2 separate regions of the Homo sapiens genome follow, and region 2 is linked to region 1. The links are chromatin loops, found by intact Hi-C in ENCODE. Cell type or tissue: heart right ventricle. All regions are shown on one strand. Each heading gives the region's core, and the rest is flanking DNA. Links, peaks and the distances in the headings are about the cores only. Region 1 overlaps C1QTNF1 (C1q and TNF related 1). Region 2 overlaps CANT1 (calcium activated nucleotidase 1).

Region 1 (9,837 bases), core at 1,319-9,318:
CCCAGCTGCTTGGGAGGCTGAGGCAGGAGAATCACTTGAACCTAGGAGGCGGAGTGAGCCGAGATCACACTGCTGCACTCCAGCCTGGGTGACAGAGCAAGACTCCATCTCAAAAAAAAAAAAAAAAAGCCCGCTACAGACATCCCCCGCAGAGGCTCCAAAGCCCCCGAGCGACGGTGTGTGTGGAAGAAATTCCCGGCTTCCCAAGATGAGTAAGACGTCGCGGTCATCTTGGTGTGTAATATGGGCAGAGAAAGAAATCTGTCAGGATTTTAACTTTCCTTAGACATAAGAGGAGTTAGAGGAGAAAGAGTCTGGCCCAGGGCCTTTGGAGATGAGCCCTTGCTTTCACTGTTTGCCTCTCAAGAAAGAGCTGGAGTCCACGCCGGCCTGGCAGCCAGGAGTGAGGGACGCTTCTCACCCACCTTCTCACTGGGCGGCTGTGTGTTGAATGAGGTGTTCCCACGGGGCCTGCGACATTTCGAGTTTTACATTTTGGTGAACAAAGAGGGGTTAGAGTTGACCACAGTCGCTGTGCCCCTCGGTGGGGAGGTTTTCGGCCCACCTGAAACGGCTGGGCCTGCGACTCCTGATGCCAGATTCCTGGGCGAGGGGAGCAAGCCGCTCACAGGGTGGCAGGTGGGCGTTCGCCTAATGTGGGCCCAAGTGCCGCCCCTCGCGGGCTCCCTGGACTCCCCACCTCCGTGAGCACCCCTTTCTAGAAGGACTGTCCCAATACTGGATGGAGGGGGTCCTGCCCCAAGCTTTTGCCAAAAGCTCTGGGAGTGAGACGTGGGGTTGGCTTCCTGGAAGGATGACTGCTCTGTGGGGCTGGGCTTGGCACATCCCTAAAGTAGATGCCAAGGACACCTGCTGATGCGCCGCCTGGTGGCCAGAAAGCAGCTTGCAGCCACCTTCCTACCCACCTACCCACCGGTGAAGGACCTGGTCATTGAGCCAGCTTTGCTTTGAGTTAAGGGATGATGATCATTCAAAGCTTGCTTGGGATTTTTCTTACTGTCCTAAGAGGGGTGGTATACAATTGTCTGTGGGGCCAGCGGCTGATGGACTCTCCTTCCCGAGAGGCTGGGTGGGCAGAGACAGCACCTTGCTCAGCAACCCCTCAACACCAGCCTGACTGGCTGAGGCTCTGGGGGCAGAGTGTGTGCGCACATGTGAAGGTGTGTGTACATGTGAGCGCATGTGTGCATGAGTGGATGTGCATGCATGTGAATGTGTTGAGAGTATGCGGGCGTGCACGTGAGTGTGCATGTGATGTGGGTATATGTGTGCATGTTAATGTGTGCACGTGTGTTGAAAGTGTGCATGTGTGGATTGCATGTATGCGAATGTGCATGTGTGTGGATTGCATGTATATGAATGTGTGTGCATGTGTGGGTTGCATGTGTGTGTGGGTTGCATGTGTGTATGTGTGTGCATGTGTGCATGGATTGCATGTATGTGAATGTGTGTGCATGTTGGATTGCATGTGAGTGCATGTGATGGTATATGTGTGTGAGTGCATGTAAAAGTGTGCATGTGTGTGGATTGCATGTGTGTGTGAATCTGTGTGCATGTGATATGGGTATATGTATGCATGTGTGTGCATGTGTGTTGAGAGTGTGCATGTGATTTGGGTATGTGTGCATGTGAGTTGTGCATGTGTGTTGAGTGCATGTGAGCATGTGGATTGCATGTGTGAGTGCATGTGTGTGGACTGTGTATGTGCATGTATGTGCATGTGAGTGTGAGTGTATGTGTGTTGACTGTGTGCATGTGAGCGTGTGGATTCCATGTGTGTTAAGAGTGTGCATATGGGTGCGTGGATTGCATGAGTGTGCATGTGATGTGGGTATATGTATGCATGTGTGTAGGTTTCATTGTTGAGACTGTGCATGTGTATTGTGTGTACATGTGTGTGGATTACATGTGTGTGGATTGCATGTGTGTTGGGTGCATGTGAATGTGTGGGTTGCATGTGAGTGTATGTGACTGTGTGTGCATGTGTGGATTGCATGTGTGTTGAGTGTGTGCATGTGTGGGGGTTGCATGTATGTGAATGTGTGTGCATGTGCGTGTGTGCACGTGAGTGCGTCGTGAGTGCGTGTATGCATGCATGGGTGTGTGAGAGTGATTGTCCTCCCAGAAGCTGTGTAACTGCAGCATTTCCCAGTGGCGTGAGGCTGGGGAAGCACCTCCGATTTCCAGGCTGTTTCTCTCCCCAATTTTCAGGCTGTTTCTCTGTGCAGCTCCTTCCTAACTCGGTGCCTTCCCTGTGTGTTTCTTTCCCACCAGGGCCCGGCAGGAAGATGGGCTCCCGTGGACAGGGACTCTTGCTGGCGTACTGCCTGCTCCTTGCCTTTGCCTCTGGCCTGGTCCTGAGTCGTGTGCCCCATGTCCAGGGGGAACAGCAGGAGTGGGAGGGGACTGAGGAGCTGCCGTCGCCTCCGGACCATGCCGAGAGGTGAGGGGCCACGAGGGTGTAATAGCAGGAGCTCTGGCTCTGGCCAGGCTGAGCCTGGGCCTTGGGGCCCCTGGGGGAGCTAGTTCACTGTGAGATGTGAAGGCAAGAAAGCTGAAGCTGAGCCGTGGCCCTGCTGGAGGCTGGTCCTGCAGGACAGACGAGCGATTCCTCCTTTCAGTGGCTTGGGCACCTCACCTGAAACTGCGGACAGTGATCCAGCCTCACCACGAGCCTAAAGGAGTGGGGTCTGCAAGTGGCTTTGCAGCTGCCTCCTTAAGAGCAGACCAAGCTCCCAACCTGCCCTCCAGTTTGTCTTTCCATTCTCACTTTGTCCGCTGAGAATATCTGCTGGGGACCTAGGCACCACTTGGAGGCAGGGAGAAGTGGAGCATGGCCTTAGGAGAGATGCTGGACCAAGAGCTGGTGTCCATGGCCCACGCGTCTTATCACACTGCAGGACAGGAGAGGACAGCGGAGACTGGGTGGGCCAAGTGTCGGCTTCCCTTGAAAGGTTGTGAAGGACTCTGGATGGCCTTCGTGTCTACGACCTGCAATGACAGAGAGACTCCAGCCGACCTGGGACATTTCCTAGGGAAGCCGAGTGCTTCATCCAACTGCCATGTACCCAGAGTGAGGTCCTGGAGACCCGGCGACAGCTCAAGCCTGGCTTGGAGTCTCTTCATTATTTTGAGCGTTGGGCTGACTTGATACTTGAGGCTTCAGACTAACTTCAGTGTACGATGGGATTGGACAGGATTTGAGGTTGAGTCACATCATTCCGTTCTTTCTTCCTCTCCCTCCTCTTTCTTTGATTGAGCCCCTCCTATCAGTCAGGCCATCCCCCAGGCACGGGGGGACACATGAGTGGCACAGTCCTGGCCTCCAGGAGCTCTGAGGCCGAGAGGGAGATAGACACATGAGAGACAGGGCAGCGTGGTGGGCTTTGTAGTAGGGGTGTACCCATGACGCTGGAGGCAGGGCCAGGAGAGGGAGGAGCGGGTCCCAGGAAGACTGAAAGGAGTGAACTAGGTCTTGAAGGACACCTGCGGGCCTCCCAGGTGCAGAAGGAGGGGAAAGCTACCTGGTAGCCAGAATGGGGTGTGCAAAGGCATGGCTGGTGGTGTTTGTTGGGCTGGTGGGTGGTTTGGGATGGTGAGACCCAGTGCTGGAGGCTGGAGGCTGGAGGACAGTAGGGCAGTTGAGCCTGGAGGCAGCTGGGTCTAGTTGGGGAGGGTCTCACCTGAACTCAATCCTACAAAGAACAAGAGGAATCATGGGAAAGCTTGAATTGGACGGTGTTCTCGGAAGAATGCCAGAGGGAGGCAGCAGAGAGGATGAGCTGGTGCGGGGAGGGGCAGATTCCAAGTGAGAGTCGAAATGGCAGGGGTGCATCAGAGATGATGAGGGCCCTGGGCTCAGTTCTGGAGGTGCCTTTTGGCTGGGAGCCCAGGACTCTGCTGAAAGTTGTGCCAGGGGGTTGGCGGAGGGAGTCGGGGGTGATGCCGAAGGCTCCACCCTGGGCACCCGCTGTTGATGCCAGGAACAGAGCTCAGAAAGAGAAGATTCCAGGGGCGAAGGGATGGGGACAGGGGTTTCGGTTTTGCATACATGACATCTGTGGGGCCTGTTGCATCTCCAGATGGAGACTTCTGGTGAGAAGTTTGAAGTCAAGGTCTGGGGCTTAGGAGAGAGGTAGGGGTGAGATGTCCATCTGGGAGTCCTGGGCTTATGGGTAGCTGAACTTAGGGCACAGAGATCCGTTTCCTGGATAGTCTGGGGTGCAGAAGTGGGAGCAGCATTAGATGAGGAGCTGGCCCATCCAGGGGGACTTTGCTGCCCCCGTGGGTCTGCGCAGCTCTACAGCCTGGGCAAGAAGAGCCACAAGCCAGAGCACATGTGATGCCATGAGGGGCCGCGAGGTGGCAGCCAGGAGCCGCCGCCGTCCATCCTGCCTGCGGGCTTGTCCTTCCAATCAGGTTGGAAACATAAGAGTCTCTCCAGCGGCTACAGCTGAGGGGAATCCTAAAGATCCAGTTGAACCTTCTTATTTGCAGACGAGTCAGCTTCATATGTTATTTTCTAGCATCACGGATATACGATAGGGAGTCCCGGCATTGTCTTGTGTCACCCAAAGACCCTCTCTTAGAAGTGTGGATTTCTCCCGAGCAGCCCCCATCTTGCGTGGCACTCAATTGATCGCTGCGTGTGTTTCCAGGACTGTCATTGCCTTTAACAGAGGGCAGGGGGCTCGTTCGGTAGTGAGGATCCCAGAGTGGGCCGTGAGCCCACCAGCGTGAACACAGAGCCTTGTGGGTCCAGGTGAGAGAGTGAGAAGGCAGGTCAGGCATGCCAGAACCACTGGCAGCAGGAGAGAGCAGCGTTTCCAGGCCTGAGAGTGGCTGACTTTCACTGTGATTCTTTATTCCCTCAGGGCTGAAGAACAACATGAAAAATACAGGCCCAGTCAGGACCAGGGGCTCCCTGCTTCCCGGTGCTTGCGCTGCTGTGACCCCGGTACCTCCATGTACCCGGCGACCGCCGTGCCCCAGATCAACATCACTATCTTGAAAGGTCAGATGGCTGCAAAGACAAGCACGGGGTGGCCGGGCTGCTCTGTGCTGATCCGGAGGAAGGGATGGAGTCGTTAGGGTGGGGCTAGGCGAGAGCAGAATGGCTCCCTCGGGACAGGGAGCAGAGGCAGGCAGGCTGTCATCTAGAGGGGAAGGCACAGGAAATTCTGATTTTGAGGCTCTGGCCCCTCTCCAAGAGGAGGGGTTGGAAAGGGGCCCACAGGACCAAGAGCAGGAGAGGGAGCCCAGAGGCTACTCGGGGTCTCGTCCCTCCAGTTGTATGTGGACGCCAGGCTTCTAGGCCCTTTGCTTTGGGGCTTGGTCCCCCAGCCTGCTTTCTGAAATGCCACCTGCTCGCTCCGGTCCTGCACACGGCAGATAACCCTGCACAGCCCCGTGAAATCGAACTGGAAACACTTGCAGCCTAGATCCCCAGCTGGCCCCGACATCTGGAGTTCATTTGCTCAGAGCGAGCCGTCGGTCTGGCCGCAGAGCCCATTGCTTTTGGACGAACCCGTATGTTCCATTTTCTTTTTTTTCTTTTCTTTTTTTTTTTTTTTACCAGGGCTTTCCAGAAGGAAAAAAAAATTATTGCTTCTGGGCGAAAATAGAACCATCCTTGAGGTTGAGTCTGTTTGCTTGGCCATTTTGGGAATCACAATACCTCTGTGCCAGGCTGGGACGCCGCCCGTGGCAGGGGGCTGGGGGCAGGAGTGAAGCTTCTGCCAGGTCAGGGCTGTGAGGACGAATCAGGACAGCGCCAGGGACCGGAGAGTGAGCAGCCAAGGCTCAGGACACTACCGGATTGCTCCATTAACAGCACGCGTTTTCCCATCCCTTTTAGGGGAGAAGGGTGACCGCGGAGATCGAGGCCTCCAAGGGAAATATGGCAAAACAGGCTCAGCAGGGGCCAGGGGCCACACTGGACCCAAAGGGCAGAAGGGCTCCATGGGGGCCCCTGGGGAGCGGTGCAAGAGCCACTACGCCGCCTTTTCGGTGGGCCGGAAGAAGCCCATGCACAGCAACCACTACTACCAGACGGTGATCTTCGACACGGAGTTCGTGAACCTCTACGACCACTTCAACATGTTCACCGGCAAGTTCTACTGCTACGTGCCCGGCCTCTACTTCTTCAGCCTCAACGTGCACACCTGGAACCAGAAGGAGACCTACCTGCACATCATGAAGAACGAGGAGGAGGTGGTGATCTTGTTCGCGCAGGTGGGCGACCGCAGCATCATGCAAAGCCAGAGCCTGATGCTGGAGCTGCGAGAGCAGGACCAGGTGTGGGTACGCCTCTACAAGGGCGAACGTGAGAACGCCATCTTCAGCGAGGAGCTGGACACCTACATCACCTTCAGTGGCTACCTGGTCAAGCACGCCACCGAGCCCTAGCTGGCCGGCCACCTCCTTTCCTCTCGCCACCTTCCACCCCTGCGCTGTGCTGACCCCACCGCCTCTTCCCCGATCCCTGGACTCCGACTCCCTGGCTTTGGCATTCAGTGAGACGCCCTGCACACACAGAAAGCCAAAGCGATCGGTGCTCCCAGATCCCGCAGCCTCTGGAGAGAGCTGACGGCAGATGAAATCACCAGGGCGGGGCACCCGCGAGAACCCTCTGGGACCTTCCGCGGCCCTCTCTGCACACATCCTCAAGTGACCCCGCACGGCGAGACGCGGGTGGCGGCAGGGCGTCCCAGGGTGCGGCACCGCGGCTCCAGTCCTTGGAAATAATTAGGCAAATTCTAAAGGTCTCAAAAGGAGCAAAGTAAACCGTGGAGGACAAAGAAAAGGGTTGTTATTTTTGTCTTTCCAGCCAGCCTGCTGGCTCCCAAGAGAGAGGCCTTTTCAGTTGAGACTCTGCTTAAGAGAAGATCCAAAGTTAAAGCTCTGGGGTCAGGGGAGGGGCCGGGGGCAGGAAACTACCTCTGGCTTAATTCTTTTAAGCCACGTAGGAACTTTCTTGAGGGATAGGTGGACCCTGACATCCCTGTGGCCTTGCCCAAGGGCTCTGCTGGTCTTTCTGAGTCACAGCTGCGAGGTGATGGGGGCTGGGGCCCCAGGCGTCAGCCTCCCAGAGGGACAGCTGAGCCCCCTGCCTTGGCTCCAGGTTGGTAGAAGCAGCCGAAGGGCTCCTGACAGTGGCCAGGGACCCCTGGGTCCCCCAGGCCTGCAGATGTTTCTATGAGGGGCAGAGCTCCTGGTACATCCATGTGTGGCTCTGCTCCACCCCTGTGCCACCCCAGAGCCCTGGGGGGTGGTCTCCATGCCTGCCACCCTGGCATCGGCTTTCTGTGCCGCCTCCCACACAAATCAGCCCCAGAAGGCCCCGGGGCCTTGGCTTCTGTTTTTTATAAAACACCTCAAGCAGCACTGCAGTCTCCCATCTCCTCGTGGGCTAAGCATCACCGCTTCCACGTGTGTTGTGTTGGTTGGCAGCAAGGCTGATCCAGACCCCTTCTGCCCCCACTGCCCTCATCCAGGCCTCTGACCAGTAGCCTGAGAGGGGCTTTTTCTAGGCTTCAGAGCAGGGGAGAGCTGGAAGGGGCTAGAAAGCTCCCGCTTGTCTGTTTCTCAGGCTCCTGTGAGCCTCAGTCCTGAGACCAGAGTCAAGAGGAAGTACACGTCCCAATCACCCGTGTCAGGATTCACTCTCAGGAGCTGGGTGGCAGGAGAGGCAATAGCCCCTGTGGCAATTGCAGGACCAGCTGGAGCAGGGTTGCGGTGTCTCCACGGTGCTCTCGCCCTGCCCATGGCCACCCCAGACTCTGATCTCCAGGAACCCCATAGCCCCTCTCCACCTCACCCCATGTTGATGCCCAGGGTCACTCTTGCTACCCGCTGGGCCCCCAAACCCCCGCTGCCTCTCTTCCTTCCCCCCATCCCCCACCTGGTTTTGACTAATCCTGCTTCCCTCTCTGGGCCTGGCTGCCGGGATCTGGGGTCCCTAAGTCCCTCTCTTTAAAGAACTTCTGCGGGTCAGACTCTGAAGCCGAGTTGCTGTGGGCGTGCCCGGAAGCAGAGCGCCACACTCGCTGCTTAAGCTCCCCCAGCTCTTTCCAGAAAACATTAAACTCAGAATTGTGTTTTCAGCATCCTGCCTCGTCAGTTTGCTCATTAAACTGAATCCTTTTCGTCTTCTCCTCTCCACCCAAGGCCCACTCCTGCCTGGGAGGCCCTCAGCTTCATACCTGGGGACATTGGTACCCAGCAGGTGCATGCTGGACCCTGAGTTGCCTCGCTCCTCCAGGGGGTGCAGCCTCCCATGGGTGGGGCAGCGACAGCGTGTCTCAGCTGCAGCTGAACGTGTGCCTGAGTCGGGCGCCTGGGGCCTGGGTGGGTCTGGGGACTTGTGAGAGGTGGGTGGGAGGCAGGGGCTTGATCTCCTGAGCAGGACCGCACTGTCCCCCGGGAGGGAGAGAAACTGTGGAGGTAGCAGCTTGGCCATGGCTCTGCAGCCTGGACACTATTCCTTTCCTAGGGCTGCCGTGGAAACTGGGGTTGGGGCGTGGGTGGCATAAGCCTCTAGCGGAGGGTCCTTCCTGCCCCTTCCAGCTATTGGTAGCCCCAGGCACTCCTTGGCTTGCGGCTGCATCTCCTCAGGTTCTGCTTCCGTCTTCATGTGGCCTTCCCCTCCGTGTGTCTCAAATCTTCCTCTCCCTTCCCTTACTATAACACCTGTTGCTGGATTTAGAGAATCAGGTAAATATTTAGGGCCCACTGTAAATCCAGGATGGTCTTCTCTCTAGATCCTAACTTAATTACGTCTGCAAAGACTATTTCCAAATAAGGTGACATTCACAGATAGCAGAGGTGAGGACTTGGACATATCTTTTTTTGGGGGATACAGTTCAACCTCTACCATGGCTTGCAGCTTGAATACACCCATCAGCAGCCCCCTCTGTTCTCCAGTGGTGCAGAGCAGATGTTCCTTCTTCTCTCCATCGCTTGCCAACTGGGTTAACAGCCAGGCACTGCATCCAGCTGCCAGCGGGGAGCACAGAAGCTACCTTGCTCTCTCTGGTGCCAGCAGGCTGCAAACAGCTGATCTCCTTCCTCTGCCCGCTCCTGGGGTGAGGCCATGTGTTCATGCTTGGCCTTGTGCTAGAGCCAGACTGGATCAAGGGGACCCTGCAATCCTGCTCTGTACGGGAGAAGGAGCAGGCTCCTACCTCCGCGGAGTTCAGGCCACTCAGCAGAGGATGTGCTTCCCAGGCAGTGGGGAGCAAGGGCTAAGTGCCCTTCCCAGAGGTGCCTGGAGGGAACCAGCCAGCTTCATACAGGTGCCCAATGACAACCCTCTCTGGAGACGGAGTCACGTGGACCATATAATACCTGTTTCTCTGCTGGCCAAATTCCCATGGGAAAAGAGGCAGGGTCTGCTCCAGTCCGCTCCATGCTCCTTTTAACATCCCTCTATCTTTGGGGTTTCCCCACCCCCAATATTTTCAGGCTGGCATTTATGCTCCACCCATTCTTCCTCCAAATATTTCCCTTGCTCCTGCTTTGTGGCAGATCGTGTGCTAGGCACTGGAGGCATAAGGACAGATAAGATATGGTCCTTGCCTTCCTGAGGACTTTCCCAGGGTTTCGACTGCCGTCTGACAGAGGTCAGCCTTCTCAGAAGAGCTGCACGCTTGGTACCAAGTGATCTGCTCCACCTGATGCCTCCCCAAGCAGTTGATCTTGACGGGATCCTCTCCCGGTTTCCTGTCCCAAGCTGGTGAGAAATTGGCTAGCCATCTCACTAAAGGGTCTAGAAAACTCAGTTGCAATACAAATATCAGTGTTTTAGCAAAAGGA
Region 2 (9,837 bases), core at 569-8,568, 53 kb before region 1:
CTGGAGTGCAGTGGCGCGATCTCGACTCACTGTAAGCTCTGCCTCCTGGGTTCATGCCATTCTCCTGCCTCAGCCTCCCGAGTAGCTGGGACTACAGGTGCCCGCCACTGTGCCCGGCTAACTTTTTTGTATTTTTTAGTAGAGATGGGGTTTCACTGTGTTAGCCAGGATGCTCTCAATCTCCTGACCTCGTGATCTACCCGCCTCGGCCTCCCAAAGTGCTGGGATTACAGGCGTGAGCCACTGCTCCTGGCCAGGATTTTTACATCTATGTTCATGAGGGATACTGGTCTGTATTTTTTTTTTTTGTAATGTATTTTTCTGGTTTTGGTATCAGTATAGTGGTGCCCTCATAAAATGAGTTGGAAAAGTTTCCCAACTCCCAGAATCATGGAAGATTTTGTGTTGCTTTCGTATTATTTCTCCCTTACATGTTTGGTACAATTCAAAAGTGAAGCCATCTGGGCCAGGGGTTTTCACAGTGTGACGGTATTTTATTTTTGCTTTAACTCTTTTAACAGCATGAAGGGATAACTTACCTTGAGATTTATCAATTTAAAGTGTACCGTGGGCCGGGCGCGGTGGCTCACACCTGTAATCCCAGCACTTTGGGAGGCCGAGGCGGGCAGATCACAAGGTCAGGAGATCGAGACCAAACTGGCTAACATGGTGAAACCCCGTCTCTACTAAAAATACAAAAAATTTGCCGGGCACGGTGGCGGGAGCCTGTAGTCCCAGCTACTCGTGAGGCTGAGGCAGGAGAATGGCGTGAACCCGGGAGGCGGAGCTTGCAGTGAGCCGAGATAGTGCCACTGCAGTCTGGCCTGGGCGAAAGAGCGAGACTCCGTCTTAAAATAAAATAAAATAAAATAAATAAAATAAAATAAATAAAATAAAATAAAATAAATAAAATAAAATAAAATAATAAAATAAAATAAAATAGTGTACCATGGCTGGGTGCAGTGGCTCACGCCTGTAATCCCAACGCTTTGGGAGGTCAAGGCGGATGGATCACTTGAGATCAGGAGTTTGAGACCAGCCTGGCCAATATGGAGAAACCCCATCTCTACTAAAAACACAAAAATTAGCCGGGCGTGGTGGCGCACGCCTGTAATCCCAGCTACTTGGGAGGCTGAGGCAGAAGAATTGCTTGAACCTGGGAGATGGAGGTTACAGTGAGCCAAGATCGTGTCCCTGCACTTCAGCCTGGGAGACAGAGCAAGACTCCATCCCCCCAAAATAAAAAAAAGAAAAGAAAAAAAGTATACTGGAATACAGGATTAACACGTGGAATGAAAGAAACTGAATCTCGTTTTTTTGTCCAGTTGAGGTGACTGGAGAGTCTTCCATTTGCAGATGAGCTGTGTGCCGGACCCATGAGTGTGGAGCCGGCAGTCACTGCCCCACGAGTCCCGCATGTCACAGCTTCTTAAACAGATGGTCAAGAGCTTACATGCGGTTCCTTATCCCAACCCGCCGCGGCCCGATGCGCCCTGGCTTTTTCTGGAACTGTTGTTCTGTGGATCCTCGCCGAGAACGCCCAGTTCTCCTTGCTGCTCAGTCATGGAGTCTCTCTGGGGACCCCGCTGCCGCGCTGGTCCTTCTGCAGAGGCCGCCTCCCTGCAGCGCTGTCTTGGTCAGGCTCCCAGCAGGAAAAGACGACACCCGAATGAAGATCATCTAAGGAGGCTTCAGTGAAGGGACCATTTACCACGGATGAGACAGCAGGGCGTGCGGGCGGCACGAGGGGCCGCTGTAGCATCTGGAGCTGCTAACAGTGGAGCTGTCACTCCCATGTCACACTCCCAGGCCAGAAGAGACCAGGGGAGGGGACTCAGCCCAGACACTGGGAGTGGCACCAGGGGGCTGCCTTGAGAGGCGAGTGCCAGAGAGAGTCAGGGACTCCCCAGGGGCCATCCCAGAGGGCACTGAGGAGGTTCACTGGGTCTGGGACCCGGAGGAGGCGGGGAAGGAGAGTGGGTCTGAAGGGTAAGGGGTCGATGTGGGTGCAATTGCCCTTTCTGATTCCGCTCTCCCGGTTTTCTGTCCCTCTCTGGCCGCCCCTGTCCTGTCTCTAGTTGAGGTCTTTCTTGGCCAGTGCCTGCCTCCCTGGCGCCTGTGGTTTCAGTGATGGGGATTCTTCCATGCGTCACTTGGAGCGACCTCGTCTGTTCCTGTGGACTCACTGACACACTAAAGACACCAGCTCAGCCCTGACCTCTCACCTGAGCGCCTCCTTACCAAGTCATCCAGATGGCTCCCCAGGGATGAGCAGCAACAAAACGGGCACGTGGGTGCCCAGCACACGTCAGGTGATGTTCTAAGCCCCTTGCGCGTACCCAGTCACTTACCGTTCACTGCAGCCCCGGGATGAGCTCTGCGATGAGCATCCTTTTGCAGACGAGGACACTGAAGCACAGGAAAGTTAGGTCATTTGCCTAAGGACATGCAGCTGGATGGGGACAGAGCCAGGATCGGGCTTGCAGTGGCTTCAGACCCCACCTTTCTGACCACAGCGCTCGTGCTCTTGGAGCGCCTTGAGATAGTGGGACAAGGCGGACTGGAGGACGCAGTTTCCAGATGGGATGCCCTGGCGGGCGACTCCCGTGCGCATGCCCAGCATCCTGCGCAGGCGCTCTCGTGGCCAGGCCTCTGCAAACAGTCAGCACAGACCGGGAGACAGAAAACTACACTCCCTCAGACGCTTTATTGTTTACAAAACAGATGGATCCCATAGGGAAGGAACACAATCATTATGCTGACAGCAGCGAACAGAGAGGGGAAGAAAAAAGGTGAGCTTTAAAGTAATCGCAAATCACTGCCTATGCGAAGAGGCTGCTTCCGGGCACCTGGGCTGTGACTCAGGTGCTGACATGAATACATCAGCAAGGTCTCAATTCAGCCACAGTCCCAAGTCCCCCAACCTTCCTGATTGCATCTCTATTTTAAATGACCCAGCCTGGACATCAAGGACAATGATCTAGGAGGCGGGTCAAGGAGACAGCCAGGCAAAGTCAGAACAGACTTGGGGCTTCCAGGCTATGCCCGGTGACAGCTGAGCTCTTCAGAAATGCGTCACATTCAGCGTTCACTTCCTTCGCTTCCTCCACTACCTATGACATAGCGGGGGAAAGAGACAACCATGAGAGAGGGGTCCCTCCTCGCTGCCCTCCTCGCAGCTGTGCTTGAGTTTCAAAGGGGGAGAGGTTTGTGAGGGACCGGCACAGGGACAGCCAGAGCCGGCACCCTCCGGCCCACCGTGGCACCCCTGACGATCGCGGGGTGGGGTAGGAGTGAGGGTGGGGGTCGGGGTGAGGTAGTGCTGTGGGGAGGGCACTGTGAATGATGGAAACGTCCCTTCTCAGCCTGGGTCGTGCCTAACCTGGGTCTCAAATCCCACTCTGCCTTCACCCTGGAGTACACTCCAGCGAAGCCGAGGCCCAGCCAACGCTCGTGAAGTTTCCACAGAGAAGAGCCTGCAAAACTCCCACTGGAAGAGGAGAAATAAAGGCCATGGAAAGAAACCCCAGGGAAGAGACAGGCCTCGTTCACAGACCCTAGGCAGGGAATAAAAAATTCAAGTCATTCACAGAAGTCTTGAAAGGCATGAGGATTTCTGACAGTTCCTAGAAAAAGGCAACATTTTCTTTATCTTTGTATCCATTGGCCAAGAACGCCGACATGTGAGACTTGCTTCACCAGCCGCCACCGCTTCCTTACAATCTCCCGCACTGCTGGAGCGGGCTGGGTAACTACAGGACTGTGCTCTGTGTGATAAGATTTGGTGATTCCACTTTATAAGAAAGGAAACTGCTTTAATTAAAGCAGGTTAATAATTAAAACTTCAAAGTACTGCACAGCCACAGAATTTTCTTGAAGGGAGAAAGCGGTCACTGGCCATATGATGCGGAGATGGTTTTATCTGAGGCCTGAGAACCAACAGATGTGCCTGCGCCCTGGCCTGTGCAGCTGTGGGCAGATGTGTCCCCAGGGGCCTGCCCTCACTCGTGACCATGCAATACCCTGCAACATAAACATTTTCTTTTCCAAGGATCTGCAGGGGTGGACATGATGCTCCAGGCACAGAGTAGGAAGAAAAGGGGGTGACCTGGGGTTCCCAGCAAACAGGTCCACCTCATGCTCACTGCGTTCTCAGGGTGAGGCATAGGGCCTGACATATGGTAGGAGCTCTAGGGATATTCACTGAACAAAAGAACATAGGAAAGAAAAGAAACGAGGTCGGATGGAAGAAACGACCCAGCCAGTTAGGCAGGCCTTGAGTCAATGCCTGAAGTGACCGAAATCACCACCAGATGGCAGCATGGAAAGCAGTTCAGACCGCGGCCTCCGTGGGGCCCGGGGGTCCAGTGCCCGCACCACTATGGGGCCCGGGACTGGGCTCCCTGTCCAGACCTCCAACCCAGGCACAGTTCCAAAAAGAACAAAACAAAACAAAAGTGCACTCCTCTTGTTTTTATAAAAGCTGAGTCCTGATGGCCTTGCTCAGTGTTTCCGTTTTGAGTTAAATGAACTCGATGCCTTCGTATTTCACGCTTCCGATCTTGGTCTCCGGCAACAGGAAGCGCCCGTCCAGCGTGAAGGCCATGATGTAGGAGGCGACTCTGCCGCTGTCCTCCTCGGATTTGAGGGCCACAATGATCTGGTCGTCGGTGTTGGGGATGAACTTGAAGGACGAGAAGCCGTGAGTGGGGACCACCGCCCCGACGTGGCTCACAGCGATGTCGCCGAAGTCAGGGGAGGCGCTCAGCAGCAGGTTGGCGCCCTTGCGCTCGTCGTCCTTCTCGCTGTAGCGCTCCTGGCTGGCGCGGCGCGGCAGGAAGAACCAGCGCTGCAGCGTGTCACTCCAGCAGGCAGACTCATGGATGAGGTAGCCTGGGAACCGGGTGACCGCGGGTCAGACACGCATGCGGCCTGGTGTGCCCAGCCCCACACCATCAGGCCGTGCGCAGTAGCAGGCAAGGGGCTGCGACCACCAGGGCCCACCAGCTCACAGCAACCCGCCCCTCCCTGCTCTCCAGGATTCTGGAAGGTTCTGTGTTCTCGGTTATCCCATGCAGGGAACCTGCAGCACCCGCTCCCTTGAAGCCTCCTCCCGTTCCACCGAGAGCTGCCTGTGAGCTGCATCAGGGATTTGGGCTCATCGGAGCCTCCTCGGGGCTGATCCAGAGGAACCCAAGGAAAGGGAACAAACCCCCATTGGATGTGGGGAGGCATCGGCGGGGAGGCTGCCTTGAGGCTGCAAGGAAGAGGAGACAGCGTCTGGGGCCCCAGGCACAGACTCAGTCACTTCCTCCTGAACCTCAGGCACCTAAGGCCTACTCCATCCTGACTAGGGGGAGGCCAAAGTGCTGCTGGCCCTATGTTGGTGTGGAACACCACGGCCCAGCGCCAGGGGTAGGGACAGGGCCTGACCCACCAGTGCAGACAACCGGGCCACAGGCTGGGATGCTAGGAGGCCAGCTGCCAGGGCGAGTGGGGCAGGAAAGAGAAAACAGCTCATTTGCCGCCAGAATCCACTGGCCTGAGGGAAGCCACCATCAGAGGCAACCAAAATCACTAAAATCAAGCAAGAAACGGCCTTGGAGGCTGGGTGTGGTGGCTCGCGCCCGTAATGCCAGCACTTTGGGAGGCCGAGGCAGGTGGATCACCAGATCACCCGAAGTCAGGAGTTCGAGACCATCCTGGGCAACATGGTGAAACCCTGTCTCCACTAAAAATACAATTAGCTGGGCGTGGTGGTGCACACCTGTAGTCCCAGCTACTGGGGAGGCTGAGGCAGAAAAATCGTTTGAACCCAGGAGGTGGAGGTTGCAGTGAGCTGAGATCGTGCCACTGCACTCTAACCGGGGTGACAGAGCAAGACTATGTCTAAAATAAAAAACGGTTTTGGAGGCAAATGCAGGAGGAAGCAGGTTCCCAGCGACTGGGCTGTGGAAGCCACACTGTGGGCTGGGGCAGGCGTCTCTTACCTGGCGGCTGGATGCCGGCAGCAGCCCGCAGGGCGTTGTAGTTGGACACCCAGTTCTCGTGGTCCACGCTGCCCTTGTAGCCCACCACCTTCACCCACTCCGGGTTCTCGTTCACCACATCACCCGTAGTGGTCGTCCACTCCTTGCCCAGGCCGCCCACGTACAGACGCTCGTCCTTCACTGCCAGCCATTCGGCCTTGAAGCCTGGCCAAGCAGAGTGTCCTTAGGCCCCGCACCCAGCTCCCGCCGCACCCCTGCACCTGGCTCCCACCCGGCCCCGCACCTGTCCTTAGACCCCGCACCTGACTCCCGCCCGGCTCCACACCTGCCTCCCCTCCGGCCCGCACCTGGCTCCCGCCCAGGGCCGGCCGGCTGCCCTCCCCTCAGCTCCTGAAGGTTCAGTGACCACTCTCAAGTCTCCTCTGATCCCCAACTCCCCGCTCCTCAAGCTGTAACCCCAACCTTAGGATTATCCTTAAAGGCTAGAAAAGCTGAAAAGTGACAGCACTCTGAAGGGGCACGTGTGTCCCAGGGGAGTGCGGGTGCTGCCCTCGGCCACACCTGAGGTCTCACCGAGCATCACTCTAACTCCAGTGGCCGGAGAGGGGCTTGGTGCTGGGGCTCCCAGTCTTCCTTTCAATGGATTTGTTCAGAAGCTGTTTTTGCTTTTTTTAAACTGATTTATTTAAAATAAGCCTAACTTTGAAGGCTGCCACAGTTCAGGCTGTGTGGGAGCCTGTGTTCTACCGTGTATTCTTATCATCCCTACACCCTGGTGTTCTAACTTCTGTTTGCTTTCCCCAAATTTTGCCAGCTTCTTGCCCCTGAGAGCTGGAGCTGTGCCCTCTGAACTGCCCGAGACTGTAGTAGCTTCTCTGCAGGGCCCTGGAGGGACCTGCGGTCTCCTGGTCTGCTTGTGCGATGAGACATTCTCCATGCCAGGGTCTTCCATCCCTCCCGGATGACCTGAGTACAGCCCAACCCCAGAGCTCCCTGTACCCCGCTTTCCTCCCTATCCAAGGGAAGGACAGAACTACACTAGGGTTGCCTAAAACCCTGACAAGTGCGAGGCAGGAAGTAGGCGACCAACGCCTCAGTTGATACCTCAGGTGAGGTCCGTCCCCTGCCCAGCCCTGGGCAAACACTGAAGATTTTATCACCGGGTGTGGGGAGGGCCTGGCCGGCCATGAACTGTGTGGGCCGTTGTTTAGTGCAGTTCCTCCTTGACCTCAGAAAGCCTGCGGTGGCATTTAGCTTTCTAGAAGGTGGGGATCCACCGCCAGCTCAGACAAACGGAGCTCAGAGGAGCTGGCAGCTCCTCTGCCAGCGTCCTTGGCACCTCCCCAGCTCCTCTCTGGAGGAAGACACTGGCCACCGTGCCTCCCCAAAGCCTGTCCCTGCCCTGTGGAAGCAGCACCTCCTTTCTGGTGAACAAAAAGGCTGGCATCAGGCTCCACTCCAGGGGGGTTGGCACAGCTCACACATGCCCTCCCCCTGCTGGGGTTCAGGGAGAGGAGGGCTGGGCAGCAGTTTACCCTTCAGTAACATGAAACCAAAGTCTGGGTTTTGAGTGAGAACCATCTGTCCCCATGGCTTTCAGGGCAAGGCTCCTGGTAGGCACATCCTAGCGTGGTCTTGAGAACCTTTGAAGGTGTAAAAAGGGCGTGTTCCCAGAGGCTCCGAGAGCAGCAGCGGATACAGCCGAAAACATCTTGGAGAGATTCCCCACGTCTCCCACAGGCCTCTAGCGATAAGCTCTTCCTCCTAGAAACTGCTCAGTGTGAAGTGACAGTAGGCTATGCTCCTGGCTAAGGGTAAGGGGGCCGCAGGTCAGAGCAAGAGGGAGACGTGCTCCCTCACCACATCCCTGGCTTCTAGGTGTGTGAATTCTTTACCATGTGCCTGTGTTTGCCAGCCAGGCCCTGAGCTCCCACTCCCCACCCACACCTCCATAAAACCTCAGGGTCCAGTTACCTTTCTCCACGGTGCCGTCGCCGTCGGACAGAATCACCCAGGGCACGGCTTTGCTGCCTTCGATCTGGTAGACGACCCCCGTCCGGTCATCCACGGAGTAGAGTTTCCCATTGAAAACAATCAGGTCGGATAGCTCCATGCCTCTCCCCTTCTCCGCCAGGTGGGACTCCAGGACCCCATGGTCTTTGTCCCATTCCACGGCCACCTTGTCCCCACTGTCTGACAGGGTCAGGTAGCCCTTTTTCAGGTAACTGAACCAGGTGTTTTCCTCTTGGGCCCTTGACTCTGTGTCCAGGTCTGCGATAACTGCGATTCGATACCGAATCCCAGCCGGTGTCCTTTGTGGGGGAGACAGGGGGTAGGTGTCATTGTACCAGTTGGCGGGCGCCTGGCCGAGCCTCCAGTTGTGTGCATTGTGGGTGGGGGGCCTGCCGGGGGCCGGGCGGTGGGAGCAGAGCAGCCAGAGGATGGCAGCACCCACAAAGAACGTCAGGATCACCTTCCAGCGGGGGCGGAAGCGGGGGTCCGCGGCCTTGGTCATGGACGCCAGCACAGGAAGGCCCCCCACACTGATCCGGAGGGAGTGCATAGACTCATTCCATTCCGGGTGCTCAGACAGCTGCACGGGCATCAGCGTGACAGACAGGCGGGACCTGCACAGCCAGGGAGGGAGGAGAGGAGTCAGCGCCTCCGCAAGCCCAGTCACATCTTAGTTCCGGAAGCTGCAGGCGCTGGAGGCTGACTTTTCCAGAAGAAACAGTATTTCACTACTCTGTGGCCATTCTTACTCCCTTGGCTTAATGAATTCCCGACTCTAGATTCCCGACTCTAGCAGTATCTTTGCTTACTTTCATTCGGCAAGACGTGAAGTCTTTCCACAGCAAAATTACTCCATCTCCCCTGTCCCAGCTGGCAACGTGGGAAGCTGAGTGAGGAAGGAAGTTCCATGCAGGCTGGTGCTCTGTGGTCCCTCTAAAGAGAGAAGCGCAGGAGAGTCAGGTGGGAGGGGAAGGCTGACGGGGTGAAGTGGGATAGGATCATAGACAGGGTACAGGTCTGTATTTTACTCAAATGCCACCTCATCCAGGAAGCCCTCCCTGACTGCCCTGCTGCAGACATCACCCTCCGTCCCTGGGTCCTTGGCCCTTGTCCCCACCTGACGTTAGAGTATTGTATACAGTTATCGGTTTGTTTGTTTCTGTCTCCACCTCTGTATCCTGGCTCCTAGAACAGTGCCTGGCCTGGAGCAGACAGATGTGCAGTAAAGGAGTCTCCACTTCCTCTGGGTTAGGCTCCTGCAGCATTGGAATACCAAACACATCCAAACCAAATAAAAACACTCCTTCTTTTTCGTATCTGTTGTTGTTTTTGGCAGTGTCTGTCCCCTGGCGCCTTTCTATTAATGCAAATGACTGCAGGGACCAGAGTCTGCGCTGCCCTGACTGCCTGGAGGCCAGCGTGTCTGTGCCTTGGCGCCAAAGAACTGCTCGGCTCACTGCGGGGCCTGGCTCGGCCGCAGGCCTCTCCCAGCTCACCCTCCACCCCAGGCGTGGCTCTGTGGCAGAGCCCCAGGGTCAGGGTGCTGGTGGCGGCCAGGAACTGCAGCCCTTCACTGCTGTCGCCAAGCCCACTTCCCGGGCATACAGCATGATGGCTCAGTGCAGCCATGGGGCACCAGGCCCACGTCTGCGCCGCCTTGGTGAGAGCTGCCTGTCTCTGGACAGCCGCCAAGTGCCACAGTGGGGCGTGGGGAGACAGCTCCCGGTGCTTCGATCGAGAACACTGGCCCTGGGCAGAGGTTCCATATCTCTGCCCTCCAACTATAGCTCAGTGAATCCCGGCCTGAGAAGCTTCCCTGGCTGGGTCCTCCTTG

The links. Peaks named below come from ENCODE experiments on the same cell type or tissue, not always from the same donor. Only the 100,000 strongest peaks of a DNase experiment are listed, where the experiment ranks them.
Region 2: it touches region 1 in a loop (2.1-fold over the local background); 26 of 110 quality-filtered maps call a loop at or near these places.

What each region holds. Positions count from the first base shown.
Region 1 is chr17:79,041,660-79,051,496 of GRCh38, forward strand. C1QTNF1 (C1q and TNF related 1) reads left to right here. Exons shown (of 4, transcript NM_030968.5): 2 at 2,296-2,464; 3 at 4,896-5,035; 4 at 5,879-8,129. The coding sequence starts at 2,310. The coding sequence ends at 6,429. Among named protein-coding and RNA genes, the nearest start is that of C1QTNF1-AS1, 19 kb to the left of the region's middle. RefSeq lists enhancers at 2,306-2,806, 4,995-6,194. In heart right ventricle, for the core only: a CTCF peak has its summit at 4,376 (motif pointing right); DNase peaks (open chromatin) are centred at 4,382, 5,138 and 5,472; H3K4me3 peaks cover 680 bases; H3K27ac peaks cover 3,222 bases.
Region 2 is chr17:78,989,028-78,998,864 of GRCh38, forward strand. CANT1 (calcium activated nucleotidase 1) reads right to left here. Exons shown (of 5, transcript NM_001159773.2): 2 at 8,813-8,936; 3 at 7,965-8,617; 4 at 5,991-6,194; 5 at 2,689-4,893. The coding sequence starts at 8,595. The coding sequence ends at 4,523. Among named protein-coding and RNA genes, the nearest start is that of LGALS3BP, 14 kb to the left of the region's middle. In heart right ventricle, for the core only: CTCF peaks have their summits at 4,312 (motif pointing right) and 4,513; a DNase peak (open chromatin) is centred at 4,308; H3K27ac peaks cover 669 bases.